Regions from separate parts of the Homo sapiens genome. Here region 2 is linked to region 1. The links are chromatin loops, found by intact Hi-C in ENCODE. Cell type or tissue: mesothelial cell of epicardium. All regions are shown on one strand. Links, peaks and the distances in the headings refer to the core of each region. The heading gives the core; the rest is flanking DNA.

Region 1 (8,361 bases), core at 314-8,313:
ATGATAATTTTGTTATGATTCTGCTACATATAACACAAGAATTATAGGAGGAGAGCATACAATATACCTTCCTCATTTATGAAAAGGTATAAAATAGAATGCAAGGCAAAGAAAACAATTCTGAGGAAACTTTTTTTAAATGGAGACAATTATAAAAATATGCCTGGAGGGAATTCACATTAGGATGAAAATTATGAGTTATTTAATTTGACACATTTTTATCAAATGTCTTGAACTAGAAGTCATAGTTAAATGTACCCATGATGAAATCTTGTCATCTGAAAATACACAGAAATATAATAGTAAAAAATACATTTTTTCATTTTCAAAAACAGATGTCCTGAGTTTTGAAATTATTTGTACCAATATATTACTTGAGAATATTAACATTGTCCACTCCTTACATGAAGAGAAATCTGTTTCACTAAAAGAATTGTGGCTTCCTTGGTTTGTATGTGTGAGGGCACTCTCAGATGGCCAGATCTTAAAAACATGAGACACATCTTCTCTGAGGAGGTTCAATCTTGCCCTAATTAAATAGTGGTCACCACAGGCTCAGCCAATCATAACAAACACATGTGGCAAAATACTTGGCTATGGAGAAAAAACATATTTCTGGGAGACCCTGTGGACCTCTTGGGATCATAGAAGAGGCATTTTAGAGGAAAGCAAATATTCTTTGGCTCTTACTGGGTAACTGAAGCCTTAATTATATTAAATAAATCAGTGGTTGGATTGTTGGTGGTGAAAACTGTTAGTGTCTTTGGCCCTACACTTGAAGAATGTTTTTTATTTTTCTTTTAGAGTAACAGCTCACAGACATATATAATTCACTTCTTATAGGATGATAACAAAAACATATAGCCACCTATTCATGAAGGCAAATATGAAGGAAAAAGCCATTCCCCTCATCTGTACTTAGATAACTTACACTTTCTGTTTTTTCTTTTTTTAAAATCAAATTGTAAAAAAAATTTCATAAAGCATAGGGAAAATAAGGTTAGCATTTTATTGAATATTTGAAACAAGGACTTCCATCAAGAAGGCGTCCCTTATCCCTGTATGATTTCTTAGCTTAACAACCTTAATGAATTTTAATGAATTTTAATTTTGTGGAAAATTCAAGCTCCCTCTTCCACTCCTTCCATGATCTCCATGGTCATCTAGAGGATGTCAGCACATTGAGGAACATTTTGTACTTTATTACTGAAGAGGAAGATGATTTAAAAATTACACATGAGCTTGTATCCTGTGATTTTTGTTTTGCCAAACAAGACTCTTGCAGGAGCTCATAGAGCGTGGTGTAATTTGTAGATGCTGGGGAAAGTCTCTGGGTCATGAAGGATGTTATTCCTTTAATAACATTCCTTATTACAATACATATATCACACAAAGAATGGGTAGAGTTATTGACTTGCCTTGTATTTAGGATGAGTCTAACAGCAAAGTAGTTATGAAAATATTTAATAGGACCCTGAGAAGGAGTCGCAGGAGGAAAATGCTGGAAGTCAATGGATGGTGATGATGATATATAGTCGCTGATAGGGAATGAGGACTTACCATATGTTAAAAATATCAGTGGAATATCACAGTTGAGTCCAGAGCCCAGATGAGTTTCTGTGTTCCTTTCTACTTCTTGCCTGCCTCTTGTTTTGCTGTCTACCCTTCCCCCCTCCACTTCTCCATTTGTATCACAACTCATTTTGTTCCCTCCTGCCACACACATTGACTCACCTGTGTGTCAGTCACACATTGCCTGTGAATGAGATGAATGTCCTGCCTGCCATTGCTGCTAATCTAAGTGTTCACGTCTTCCTCGCGCTGTGGTTGTACAGGCCCATGTTAAGGATGACCTGAGTTTGTGAGCCGTCTTCTAGGTCTCAATCAATTCATCTTGTTTCCTTTTTTTTTTTTTTTTTTTTTTTTTGAGACGGAGTCTCACTCTGTTGCCCAGGCTGGAGTGCCGTGGTGCGATCTCGGCTCACTGCAAGCTCCACCTCCTGGGTTCATGCCATTCTCCTGCCTCAGCCTCTCAAGTAGCTGGGACTACAGGCACCTGCCACCACGCCCAGCTAATTTTTTGTATTTTTAGTAGAGACGGGGTTTCATCGTGTTAGCCAGGATGGTCTCGATCTCCTGACCTGGTGATCCACCTGCCTCGGCCTCCCAAAGTGCTGGGATTACAGGCTTGAGCACTTGTTTCCTTTTAAGCTGTGTAAACTTCCTGGCCCAGAAAGCTGGGAAATAGATGCCATTGCTCATAGTGGCCTCATGATGATGATGATGATGATATAGTAGCTGATAAGGTAATGAGGACTTACTATGTGTCATGAACTCTAAGTTATTTGAATGTACTACGTTTTAACCCTCAAAATTGGTCTTATGAGTTTAGGAACTATTATTCTCATTTTATAGATGAAGGAATTAAGATTCCTTCTACATGAAGATCAAGGAACTTGCCCAGAGCACAGAGGAGGTAAGGGATGGGCTGGAATTTGAGCCCAGTCTGTGCGGTTCTGGAGCTCATGCTTTCAAATGATTCCCTCTATTTGACTTTCACCTCCAGGTACTCAGCTCAAATGTCTGAAGAATATCAGAAGTTATAGACTTTTCTACGCAACTTGGTTGAAGATAGTCTTGTTTCTGCCTTTTTCTATCTGCCCTTCTTAAGGAACCCTCAACATCACTTGCAGATTATTGGGGTCCATTGTTGCTTTCTGTTGACCTTAGCCACTCATAGGTTCTGTTGCTCTGGAGGACATCTGGGACCTGAGGAGTCATTCCATGGAGGCTTCTTCTGGGAGTTGCTTGTATATCTCCTCATTGGGAATGACTCACCCAACCCTAGGGTGAGAGGGTGTCAGGAATAAGAGATGTGATGCCTGCCCAATGAGTCACACACTTTTCTCCTCCGGAACTCCTCTTGTCTTGCTTCTGCCTAGACCTCACACACTCTGCTTCTTCGCTTAGAGTGATTCAATTCTGTTGTTCTTTCAACCCTGCTCAAAAGTAGGTAGATGTCTCAATGGAACTGTTTGTCTTGAATTTTCACTTTCACGAAAGGTCGAGGTGCTTCATACAAACCAAGAACCCATATACAAAACAAACAGTGCCTTTTCTAATAATCATCATGCATTCTCAACACTTCTTATATGTTTTCTGTCCAAGCAGACAGATCATGTTCATGTTTCTATATTCTCTATATGTAGTTGTAGGTGGTGGGACTAGAGGTCTCCACTAGAGTAGAGCAGGACAGAAGTCACCTTGGAATCGCTGAGCATAGCTCCCTTAGTTCTGAGGGCTCTTGTGTTTTGAGGATTTATTAAAATTTGGTAGTTCAACTCTGAGGGGTAGCAAACGTTACATCTAATGCCAACCAATTCTCCTGGAGTGTTACGTTCAGGCATGTGACTGTGTAGGTGAACTGTCTAAGTGAACTCATTGATAGCGGCTATATCAAGAGTGAGTACTCAGATCCAATAATGAGAAAAGGTCCATAATGCTGGAGATATTCTTTTCCTAAAGCATCATGGGAAGAGAGCTCTGTCCTGGTACTCATAGCAGCAGCTGAGGCATAGGATTCTGTCTTTACCATTGGGCTCCAGACTCAAAATATGTGAACAGCTTTGCTGGTGAGTAAAATATTTTTCTTTCCGGCATCTTCCTTCCATGCTGGATTGCCTTATGTGTTATGAAAAGGCAACTCCATTGCTGTCATATATCCTAGATCTACCACAGCCAGAGTTTCCACAACTTTATAGGGAAACTGGAAATAAAGAACTTTCAACATAGGATCCTGGCCAGCTTGGCTGGGAGCCCCTCCACTGAGCATAACACTGGGCTGTAGGTAGCCTACCATAAAGAGATTGGCTTCTGTAGATGACTATGCTATTCCAATGGCTGTGGCTTTTATCAGGGTTGGGGGCTTTGCATGGCTTTCTAAACTTTAAGATGTGATTCACAAAGGCTAATTTCTAATAAAAACCGGTGACCCTCTGCCGTCATTGTGTATATCAAGAGAGATCTAAGAAGGACTGATTTCTGTCTTTCACACTCTTTTAAGCATTTGTGGAATCTCTGGAGATAGGAGCCTAGAGCGTGATGGACTGGCTTTGTAGAAAACCTGCTGTTGCCACAGGTATAGGCTCAAGCATTTGCATTTTGTGAATAGATAAGAAGCAGCTAGGATGAACAGACACCCCAGATACTATATGTTTACAGCCGTATGTATGCATGTGACTGTGCACATATTTATGTATATGTTGGGAGGGGGAGAAAGGATACTTGGAATATTAACATATCCTAGATATGAAAAATAGAGTAGATATCAGGCTAAGGTTTAAAAGTATATATATAACTGATTTTCTATAAATACAGAACAGCTATTAGAATAAATTCAAAGTCCTAGTTAAAACTCTAACTCATGAACACCCTGTGTTGGCACAACATCAGAATCATGATTCAGCAAAAACACAAAGTGCATCAAAATTTCAGACATGAAATCTCATAAGTATGTTACATATCTTCTTTCCTTTGTTTCAAATTGCTAAATGTGAAACACTGCCCTACATGCGGACATGTTGGTACTAGTCAAAGGAACACTAGCTGCTGTAACAAATGAGTCCCCAAATCTCAGTGGCTTATAATAAAACTTATTTCTAGCTTATGAACACACTATTGCAATTCCTGGTAGATGAAGTAACCAACCATCCTGGGTTGCCCAGAATGGAGGGGTATCCTGGAATACAAGATTTTCAGTGTTAAGACTGGAGAAGTTCTGGGTAAACCAGGACAACTTGGTCATCCTACTGGTCAAACAACATTTTTTGAAACTGGGACCCAGGTACTTGGCTTTTTCCCATCTTATGACTTCAACCACTTTATCACTTGACTTCCAAGGCTCCCCTGAGGGCTGTATTCGTTCCCATCCAGCTAGAAACAGAAAAGAACATGGAAGATATCATGGAAGCTTTTCTGGCCAGTGCTGGAAGTGGCATATATCACTTCTTCCCTTATTCAATTGGCTAGAGTCAGACACATGGAAACGCTTAGCTACAAGAGTGACTAGGAATGGCAGTCTTCTTTTCAGAAAGGCCTTATTTAATGATCAGTGAGTAGTCTTTGGTATATCAACATATATAGATTGTGTTGAATATACAGAAATAGATGGCAAACAGTGATTTGGTAACATGCAATCTAATATTTTCCCCAAAGATTTTTGTTCTCTGATCATTCCTTTCAAAATTGCTTGCACATTCTTAGGAATTATTTTTATAGCCATTTAGCAGTTTATTTCTTCCACTGAGTCTTTCCCAACAGGAACTATTTCTTAAAAATCAGGGAGTACTCAGTCTTCATCAGGAAGATGTGGAATGGGGTTGTTCTTACCCACTGCTTGGCAGAGAAGACATTCCGCTTAACTGTGCTATCTGCTTGCCAAGGTTACCACATCAGGAAGGTCAGAGAGCCTGTTCCAGGGATGTGTGCTGAAGTTTGTAGCAGTTGGGTAGGCATCAGCCTTTCAACCCAGACAAGAGCAGGAAAATGGAGTGCTCCTGAGAGTTATTTTTCAGAAAAGGAGCAGGTTCGAATACCTGATATGATGAAACATTTGAGAAAATTGAGCATTATTATCAGGAACATATTACAAGACACAAAAGGCCTTCTCAAAAAAGGCTCTATAAGAAAGTATGTGTAATCATAATAAACTTCTTGGCTTTTAGGTGAACGACGTATAAGTAAAATAACAACATAAACACAAATGATAAAATTACATTGGATACATGGCAAAAGGAGTTTGGGCCTGATGTAAAAAACAAAAAGGTCATATCCTTATAACAGAAATACAGATAGTGTCTAAAACTGATAAATCAGGGAATAGAAGTGTAGGCATGTTTATTTGAGATAATTACTATAAAACTTAGAAAAAGTTAAAAGTAGTTTGAAGGGGAGATGAACCAAGGGATGAGGAAAGTGGGGCTGGAAACAATTGTTCTTATAACCCATTCAATGCTGTTTTATAAAAAGTGACTAAGTGTATTGTTAAAAATAAATGTTTATATACATGGACATAAAGATGGAAACAATAGACACTGAGGATTCCAAAACAAGAGAGGTGGAGCATGGGCTGAAAAACTTCCTATTGGGTACTATGTTTACTATCTTGGTGATGGGATCAATAGAGGCCCAAAGCTCAGCATCATGCAGTATATCCTTATAACAATGTACCCCTTAAATCTAAAATTTAAATTAAAAAACAGGTGTTTATTTTTAGAAGGGTAGTGCATCCTTTGGATTTCCATAAACATATACCAATAAATAGAAAATATTGTTGAGGTTCCACAAAATTCCACAATATTTGCAAGGAAGCAAAAACAATAAAGATAAACAAGATCATGTGTGAATGCTACATAGAGTAAGACTGGGTGGCTTAGTATCAGGGCGTATATGAAATTGTACACATTACACCAACAGTAAGTACAGAGTGAAATTTATGGATTTTCAGCTAAAGCATTTTTTTTTCTGGATTGGGAACTACTGAGATAAAGGAGAGATACTACAGGAATATACCTCAGGCATGTAATTAAACAAAAAGTAGAAAACAGAATTAATGTGGAAAAACTCAAGATGGTGCAGCGAGAGAAAAATTAAAAGATGAAGTCATGATTCCTGGCATGTTAGTTAAGATAATGCTAGCTGCTGTAACAAACGCTTAATGTAAAATGAGTCGAACATCATCATAGGAGTTTGTTCTTAGCATCTAAGATGTCCAGAGAGTGGTGATTTGGGGGCTCTAGGCTCTTTCCATCCCATGGATGTAGTGTCTTCAACACATACCTAACAAAGCAGCATACCCACCTGCATCCAGCCAGTAGGTGGGTTAAGAGCATGGAGGGTCATATGGGGATTTCTACCAGCCAAGCCTGAAACTGCTATGTCTCACTTTTACCTACATTGCATTGGCTGGAATTCAGTTATATGGTATGATGATTAATTTTATGTGTCAACTTGACTGGGCCACAGGATGCCTAGGTATCTGGTCAAACATCATTCTGGATGTTTCTATGAAGATGGTTTGGATGAGATTAACATTTAAGTGGGTAGACTTAGTAAAGCAGATTGTCCTCCATGGAGTGTGTGTGTGTGTGTGTGTGTGTGTGTGTGTGTGTGTGTCTTTCAGTCAGCTGAAGGCCTGAATAGAATGAATGACTGACCCTCCCCTTACTGAGAGAGAATTCTCCTGCCTGCCAGCCTTTGAACTGAAACATTGGCTCTCCCAGACTTGTGGTTTTTGACCTGGGATGTTGACTCTTCCTGGTTCTACAGCAGTTTGTTGGCCTACCAGTCTTCATAATTATGTGAGTCAATTCCTTACAATAAATCTCCTTAGGCATAGTCTTCTATTGGTCTGTTTCTCTGGAGAACCCTAATACATATGGTTACATGTAACTCTAACAGAGGCTGTGGAGAATAGTCTTTGTGTCCAGGAAGAAGAGGAATGGGATTAGAGAATAGCTAGCCTATCTCTGCTGTTCCTAGGGAAGCCAGACCCTGGGAGTCAGGCTTTCAACCTTAAAAAAGATTCTAGTATACAAATTTGGCATTGGAGCAGTGAAGTCATCTGCCATTGGGGACCATGCTTTCATGAAAAATTATTTACCAGCAGTGACATATGTAGACTGATCACCAAAGGGACTTCCCTAATGCTCTGGACATGACATATAAAACTCCTAAGAGCTTTGCAAAGGTAATAGCAATAATGACTCAGTTTGACTTTTCCTGACTCAGAGGGAAGGAAGATTAAATCTGATTTAGAGAATGTTTTAGCTTCTGCTTCCCAGCAAACAACCACAAAATGTCAGTGGCATGTCACACTGACTTTTCTCTATTCCACGTTGACAGGTAGGCTGAAAGGGGTTGTCTGATCCAGGCTGGGCTTGGCTCTGTGCTACAGGTTGGATATGGATCTGCTGTTTGTGTATCTCATCATTCTTGGACCAGTAGCATGTTCTTCTCATGGCTAAAGGCAGGAGTAAGGCAAGATAGGGAAGGCAGAACAGCTTGGGTAAATTGGTAGATGGCGATGTCATTCCCTAAAATAGGGAGAAAAGGAGGTAGATATGGGAAAGGTAGGAAACAGATGATAAGCTAAATTTTGAATCTGTTTGAGGTTTGAGACATCCAAATAGAGACATGCCTTGTAATGAAAACACAGAGAGCACACTATATTCTTGTAAGTTACAAAACCAGTCTGTTCTCCACGCATTTCAGTTCTAGTTTCCCTCTCCCATGTACACTTCACACCAGAAAGTGTTTTCCTGGAAGGCCAAGAGATAGGCCATGATCAAAGGATCAGGTGTT
Region 2 (8,361 bases), core at 100-8,099, 500 kb after region 1:
AAAGTTGGAAGGAAAAAAAGAAGTTGTATGCTACATAAAGAAAATAATCTCCAGAATGAGTTTACTTTCTATTTTTTGAATTATTTTAACTCTAAGAAGAGCTTTATAAATCTATGTGCTATAATAAAGAACTTTTGAAATTTTCAAATAATAATAATAGTAGTGTATTGAGGAGGTTGGAAAGAAATCGGAACCCTCACACAGCGCTGGTGGGAATATAAAATGGTACAGCTGCTTTGGAAAACAGCTTGGCAGTTTCTCAAACAGTTAAACATAGAGTTACTATGACCCAGCAATTCCACTGCCAGGTATATCCATCATGGACTAACAGATAAACAAAATGTGGTATATCATACAATGGAATATTATTTGGCCATAAAAAGAGGAATGAAGTACTAATACATGCTACAACATGGATGAACCTTGAAAATGTTATGCTAAAGTGAAAGAAGCCAGTCATGAAAGACCTTATAGAATATGACTCTACTTGTATAAAAGTCCAGAACAGAAAAATCTATAGAAGCAAAAAAATAGATTAGTGGCTGCTTAGGACTGAGGGGAAGATGATTGGGGTATAGGAGACTGAAAGCTGAAGGGTGCAGGATTTGTTTTTGAGGTAATGAAGATGTTCTACAATGGACTGTGGCAACATTTGCACCTATCTGTGAATATACTGAAAAGCATCAAATTGTACACTTTAAGTGGATGAATTGTATGGTAAGGGGATTACATCTCAATAAAACCATTAAAAATAAATACATTAAGTGTGATTGTGAAAGTGGAAAATCCATCTTAACCACCGTTAACATCAAAATCAAAAGGTTGGCTCGCCTTTCCATGACCCCCGTTCATCTCTGGTACCTCCTCCTACTCTAGACACATGTGCTGCTAGTTCAACACAGCGCTTCTTACATGCACATATTCTGAATGGTCTTATCTCATTTTCAACTTGTTAGACACCCTGCCTCCACTACCTATGTGTTCCATGTGTTTTAAATTTACTCCATCTGCAAATACACACCTTGCCCCAAACTGTAATGCAGGGCTCCAAAGCAATCATCTGCAAATATCTAAAGGTTTATATCAAAAGACATAGAATATATCCCAGAATTCATCCATTATTTCATCTAGCTAAATGCGATAGATGTCAAAGGGCTTATAAACATTCAAGATTATTAATATAATCATATTAAATTCTATACATTATTTCTTTCCATGTTGGTTGTGTCACCCAACCATAGGAATATGTGTTAGGCACTATGAAAACAACCATATGTAAAAGAGTCATTAACTGTCACATTAGAAGAGACCTTAAGAGATATTCACATAGAATTCTCTCAATTTATATAGTTGAGGATACTAAGATTCAGAAAGTAAATATAGTTTTCTAATGTCACTCACTAAGACAGCCAATTCCCATTTAAGGTCCTTCCTGTCATTCCAAGATGCTCCTGCCTGTAATCCCAGCACTTTGGGAGGCCAAGGCAGCACAATCACTTGAGGCCAGGAGTTCAAGACTAGCCCGGGCAACATAGTGGAACCCCTGTCTCTATGAAAAAAATAATTAGTCAGATGTGGCATGTGCCTGTTGTCCCAGCTACTCGGGAGGCTGAAGTGAGAGGACTGCTTGAGCCTAGGAGGTTGAGTCTGCAGTGAGCCATGATAGTGCTACTGCACTCCAGCCTGGGTGCCAGAGTGAGACCCTGTTTCAAAAAAAAAAAAATAAACAACAACAAAAAAACTACAAAGAGGCCAAAAACTCTTAATGATTATACACACACACCTACAGAGGAAAAATATCACACAAATAAAGTACTACAATCTAGTAAAGTGAATACTAAAGTTAACAGTATGTTTAAACTTCAATTTCTCTCTTTATTTTCAAAAATATTTTAAATAGCTTTAGATAACATGAATATTTGGCCACTTCTACTTTGAATCACAATGTAAACAGAATTAATAATTCTGTTGAATTATACACACAATTAAGTTTATGAAACCAATTTAAATTAGTTAACCATTTTCTCATATTACTGGATTCAGAAAAGCTCTAACTTATTCAGTCATCTGTTATTAGCATGTCAAGTTTCCCCAACTTTAAATCATGATTGCTAAACTACAGGAAAGTCAACTACAGCAAAGAGCAAACTCTCCCATTTGGTAACAATTGAAAGGCAGGGCACCACAATACAATTCATTCCAATAAGTTTTCATATCACTTCAAAATATCAGGATAGTCCGGTATCCATGTATAACTTGAGGCAATTTTTGTATTCTGTTTACAGCAATATAATTTCATAAGAGTTCTTTGGTGAAAAGCAAATCGTGGTGTTAGAGAAAAAACAAAATTTCACTTCATTTTTTAGCTAACTTCAGACTCATCCATCTAGAAGAAACATACTCAAGGTATTCCGAAATAACAAAAACCTCAAACTGCATCACAGTTGGCATCTTGACATTTAATACATTGAAAATCACAACATATGAAGTGTCTAAGACAGTAAACACAGTAAATAATCATTCAATTCTTTATTCAAATATAAATAATATTCATGTTTAACCAATGTAGAAATTACAAATATATGTAATTACATATATGTAATGTATGTATGTGTATGTGTGTGTATATATATATTACATATCCCAGAAGAGTAGTACAGATTGTTTTCATCATGTGAAGAGCATGAAAATCCGAGAGTTCTATATATCTTTAAATTTCTCCCAGTGCCATTGTTTAATAGTTAAAACCTGCCATATTTAATACCTACCAATAATTTGAACTTATATACTTTTGCTAAATGCACAGGAAGGAATTTCAGATTGCCGATATCACACTCTCGTTGTGAAGAGGTTGTGTCAAGTTCTTCTAGTGAAGGGAGAATTTCAAAAGCAGGAAAAGTGTGGGAGAACAGTGGGGGAGGACTGTTAAGAAATCACTGCTTCATTTCTTCAACTGGGCAGCAACTTGTGCTAATGAAACTCAGGTGGACATTAGACTGCCAGCCCCAGGGTTTCCCTTGCAAGGCTACCCTCAGCTATGGCAATGGGGGCTCCTATAAGCCTCACAGAGAGGTGCTACTTTAAAGAGAAACTGAAAAAAGTAAATAGGATCATATTACAGTGGAGCTGCTGAAACCTACGGCTTTAGGGCAAAAATGAAGTTATTTCACTTCAACTACCTTTAAAAAGCACAGACATTCCGAATTACAAGCAATTCTACCGCAGGAGACATGGATGTAATGTTTATACCCATCTGTGAACCTATCTAATGATGCCCTGGTGCAAAGATGAATAGATTCAGTTAAGAAATGATTGGTTTCTCTCTTTTCTTTTCATGTCTTCAGTTCCACTAGTAGTTACTACTTACAGGCTTCCTTGTGTCTCACACAACAGGTTTTTTCCCCTCTTAAATGAGAGTTACCCTCAGAGTGTGCTTTCAATCTGGATGTTAGCCCCTAGAGCTTCGCTGCTATAAATTCGTGTCCAAGTCTGCCTTCGTAATTAAACATGCTTTAGTTCTAAAATCTAAGTGAGTTAAGTGATTTTGATGTCGTTGCCCAAGATTTTTGGTTTTGTTTTTCGTAACTCCACATTTCCAGGTTTGAGGACCACAGTACAAGTTCCCTAAACAAGCCATCTCCACCAGGGCTGAGACTTAAGTAGGTATCAATGAGCAAACCCAGACGCCAGCAAGTAATTCTTTGTTACAACTATTTTCAGCTGCACATTTTTTTAAAATGGTTTTGAAACTTCCTGACAAACAATTTCATTCACAGCATGAGAAATAATGTAATCATGAGACATAGCAAAGACAAAGTATAAATATTTCCCTTACCTGGATCATGGAAAGGCACCAACGCAAAGTTGAAAAGAGGTCTTTTAGGTCTTTTCAAAGACGTCTCCAAAATTTTGGAAGCCCCTTCAATCACCTGAACTAAATCATCATACATAGAACCAGTCACATCAAACACAAAAGCCAACGTGGAGGCCCCCTCGGGAATTTCCTCAGCTCTGATCTCTGACTGGGGGCTCGCATCTTGAGCTAGGGAAGAATAAAGAAGAGCAAACAGGAATACTGTATGGACAACTTCCCAGGAAATCATTTTCTTTTTTTTCCCCCTCTTTTTCCCCCTCAGCGCCTAAGCACTGTGCTCAGTCCTCCTCAACAACAGGCAGAGGGTTTCCTCTCAGAGTAACTCATCAGACTCTTGGAATCTCTGAACTAGCAAAAAGTTTGGCGCTGAGAATCAGACGGGGACAAGCACCAAACTCGAATCCCTCCAGGGGTTGGGCAGGGCAGGGATGCGGCAGCTTTTGTCTGGATGCGGCTTCCTCCTGGACTGCTATCTGCCCGCGGGCCCTGGACAGCCTGTGGCGGAGTGCGGGCGGCGCGTCGGGTCCATGCCCCGGGGGCAGCTCTGAGCCTGCGGCGCCGCGGCCCGAATCCCGCTGCCCTCGCCGCCGCCGCTGCTCTCCGCCTGGGCCAGCGACTGAGGTTCCCAACTTTCCACTGTTTGCAGCTCACGAGCGACGAGGGGAAGCCTGGCTCGGCCTCGCCTCCTGATTGGCCAGTTGCCGTCCTCCCTCCTTTGCTCTGGAGGCCCCCCCGGAGGGTGACTTTTCCCTCCACTGATTGTAGGGTCAATTCAGTCCCAGGGAAGCGCTTACGGTGTCAGCTCGGTTCCCACCGGCACCGTTCCTAACCTGCAAAACGCTAGTGTAAACAATGGCTTTCAAGAATGTGTGGCAAAGACCCAAACCGAGGGACACCACACTAGCACAAAGGGAATTTTGTTTTTCTATTGTGTACAACGCGGCTTTAGACACCTCTTTCCTAATTCCCCCCAAAAGTCAAGACGCCCCAGCCCAGCCTCCTGCCTCTCAGCCCACAACTCGGCCCAGCCAGGAGGGGGAGCTGGAAAATTCTCTCAGCTGCGAGGCAGCCACACTATCGCTCTTTGATCTCCTCTGAGACTCTGGACTGCAGGGAAGGAAGGGAGGACAACGCTGAAGGGGCAAGAAGCCCAGGAAGAGGAAAGGGGCTGCTGAGGGAAATGAGAGACAAGAACTAGGTAGTCACTAACTGTAGAGGGGAATGTGAATACAGGATGGAAGCCCCGTAGAAAGGACAAGGAGGAGGGGCGAGAGAGGTGTGGGGAAAGATGAGACATAAAATTCATATTAAAGAGAAAATTGATTTTTTAATTGTATTATCAAGATTCACATTTGCTGAGCAGTTTGAATCCTACGCTCAGCATAGTAAGGCAGAATAATATCCCCGTTTCAGATTTCCTCCCCTGGAACAGTCATGCCTCAGGTCTCAGCCAAAGATCTATTGGAAAGGTGCTCCCCTCTATGGCATTTTCTTGCCAGTCAAGAAGGAAACCTCACCCTGGAAGACATGCCAACGTTTTTCCGTGTTGTGATTGCTATATACGTTATAGTACTAATAACAGAGATAAGAGGATAAGCAAAGAAAGTCTACCATGAACTAAGGATTCTTTATGTCATTTTAATAAAAACGCATTTCCTTCCTGGAAAAGGAGTTGTTGTCCAGATCCCAGCATTTAAAGAGGGGCAAACAGGCATCTTGATCTCTGTTTGGATGTATATTAGACCGCCCACCCAACGGAGATGCAGCCTGAGGAAGAGTTAGCTCCCACCAACCTTTTGTAATCTACAACTGTCTTCTCTTTCAGTCCCAGCGGCTGTGGAACCCGAGTTTATGATACCTATAAGTCATGTCACTTAAAGGAAGCAGACAGGCCATTTGGGCTGAGTGGGAATATGAGAGGAAAGGGGGAAGGTACTTCCTTCTCAAGCAGTATTTAGAGAATGCTATTTGAGTCTCCCATTCCGTTGTTTATTTAAAAAGGATTTCATTCTAAGTCTTAGAGACCTGAGCTATTCCAGGTGCTCAAGGGAGGCCACAGAGCCTAGTGATTAAGAGTTCTGGGTCAGATACCCTGGGTTGAAAGCCCAGCTGTGACATTTAACTGTGTGACCTTCAAGAAGGTTACCAAACTTTTTCAGACCTGTGTTTACTCAGCTGTAAATGGGAATAATGATAGCACCCACCTAATAAGGATTAAATGATCTATAAATGTTCCATGTGCACTTGAAAAGAATGCTGTTGGGTGGAATGTTCTATAAATGTTAATTAGGTCAAGTTGTTTAATAATGTTCCAATCTTCTATATCCTTACTGATTTCTGCCTATTTGTTCTATCAGTTTTTGAGAGTGGTATTGAAATATCTGACGACAATTGTGGATTTGTGTATTTCTTCTTGCAGTTCTATGAGTTTTAGCTTCATGTATTTGAAGCTCTGTGGTTAGTTACATAAGCACATAGGATTATTATGTCCTTTTGACATAATGGACATGAATTGACGCCTTTATCATTATGAAGTTGCCTTCATTGTCCCTGGTAGTATTATTTGTTCCAAAATATACTTTGTCTGATATTAACACTGCAACTTTCTTTTGATTAGTGTTGCATGGTGTATCATTTTCTATCCTTTCACCTTTAACTTATTTTTTTCTTTATATTTAAAGTATATTTTAGGTAGTCACCCTAAAATTGGGTCTTGCTTTTTCATCCAGGCTAATAATCTCTGCCTTTTCATTTGTGCTCTTAGATGTTTTACACTCAATGTGATTATGGATATGGTTGAGTTTAAATCTGCCACCATGCTATGTGTTTTCTATTTCTTCCATCTATTCTTTGTTCCTTTTTTTTTTTTTTGCCTTCTTTTTGAATATTTTATGATTCCATTTTATTTCCATTGCTAGCTTATTAGCTAAAACTCTTTTAGTGGTTGCTTTACAGTTTATAGTATACATCTTTAATTTACCAGCCTTTCTTCATGTAGTGTTATACCACTTCATGTATAAGAACCTTAGATTAGTATACTTCCATTTCTCCCCTCCTGACTTTTTTACTATTTTTGTCATCCATTTTTATTGCATATTACTATATTTTAAATCCCACATTATATTGATTTTTTTGCATAAGGAGTCAGTTATCTTTTAATGAATCTAAATAAGAAAAATGTAGCATATTTACCCAGGTAGTTACCATTTTTTGTGCTGTTCATTTCTTTGTGTAGATCCAGATTCCCATCTGATATCACTTTCCTTCTCACTAAGAGACTTTCTTTAATAATTTCAGTAATGCAGTTCGACTAGAGACAAATTCTTTCACTTTTGTATGTCTGGAAAAGTTTTTATTTCACTTTTGTTTTTCAAAGAGTTTTTTCTTTTTTTTTTTGCTGAGTAAAGAATTCTAGGTAGACAGGTTTTTTGTTTTTCTTTCAGTACTTTCATTTGTCTTCTTGCTTGTATTGTTTCCAATAAAAAGATAATCTCTATCATCTTTGTACTTACTTGTTCTATATAAACCATGTATGTTTTTAAGAGTTTTTTTATTGTTACTGTTTTTGAGCAGTTTGATTATGATGTGCATTGATGTGGCTGCCCTCATATTTCTTGTACTTCTTCCATCTGTTTTCATCAAATTTGGACATTTGGGGCCATTATTTTTTCTGTCTTCAACCTCCTTTCCTTTAGGGGCCCCAATTAACACATATATGAAGCTACTTAAAGTTCTTCCACAGTTCACTGATGCTCTCTTAATTTTAAAAAAATTATTTTTTTCTTTTGTCACTATGCTTCATTTTTTATAGTTTCCATAACTATTTCTTCAAGTTCGTTAACCTTGACTTCTCCCTATTCAATCTGCCAATTGCCTCATCCAATATATTTTTCATCTCAGGCATTGTAGTTTTCAACTCTTGACGTTTAATTTGGATCTTTTTTATGTCTTCCTTTTCTCCTTTTAAGTGTATAAATAGAACACAGTTATAATAACTTCAATGTGTGCATTTGGTCATTTTAATATCTGTGTCAGTTCTGGATCAGTTTCAATTGGTCAGTACTCCTACTTGTTATGGATTGTATTTTCTTGCGTCTTTTCAAGCCTCATAATCCTTGACTACCTATCAGACACTGTGAATTTTAACCTTGTTAGGATAACAAGGATATCTCTGTATTCCTATCAATACGCTAGGACTTTATTCTGGGACAGAATTAAGTTGCTTAGAAACAGTTTGATCCTCTTAGGGCTTTCTTTTAAAAATTGTTAGGTGAAACCAAAGCAGTATTCAGTCTATGGCTAAGTATTTCCACTACTGAGAAAAGGCCCTTCTGTATACTCTGCCCAGTACTCTATGAATCATGGGGTTTTCTAGTCTGACTAGAGATGGTCTGGAATGTGACCCCAGGGTACAGGTATGAGGGGTAGAGGTAATGAAGTAAGGAAGAAAGGATAGCCAATATAAGAGTACATTATCAAGTTGATTG

The links. Peaks named below come from ENCODE experiments on the same cell type or tissue, not always from the same donor. Only the 100,000 strongest peaks of a DNase experiment are listed, where the experiment ranks them.
Region 2: it touches region 1 in a loop (7-fold over the local background); 2 of 110 quality-filtered maps call a loop at or near these places.

The regions. Positions count from the first base shown.
Region 1 is chr1:186,231,621-186,239,981 of GRCh38, reverse strand. No RefSeq gene overlaps it. Among named protein-coding and RNA genes, the nearest start is that of PRG4, 60 kb to the left of the region's middle. In mesothelial cell of epicardium, for the core only: no CTCF peak of the experiment used is centred there; no DNase peak of the experiment used is centred there.
Region 2 is chr1:185,730,522-185,738,882 of GRCh38, reverse strand. HMCN1 (hemicentin 1) reads right to left here and starts at 4,492. Exons shown (of 107, transcript NM_031935.3): 1 at 3,836-4,492. The coding sequence starts at 4,103. In mesothelial cell of epicardium, for the core only: no CTCF peak of the experiment used is centred there; DNase peaks (open chromatin) are centred at 4,472 and 4,912.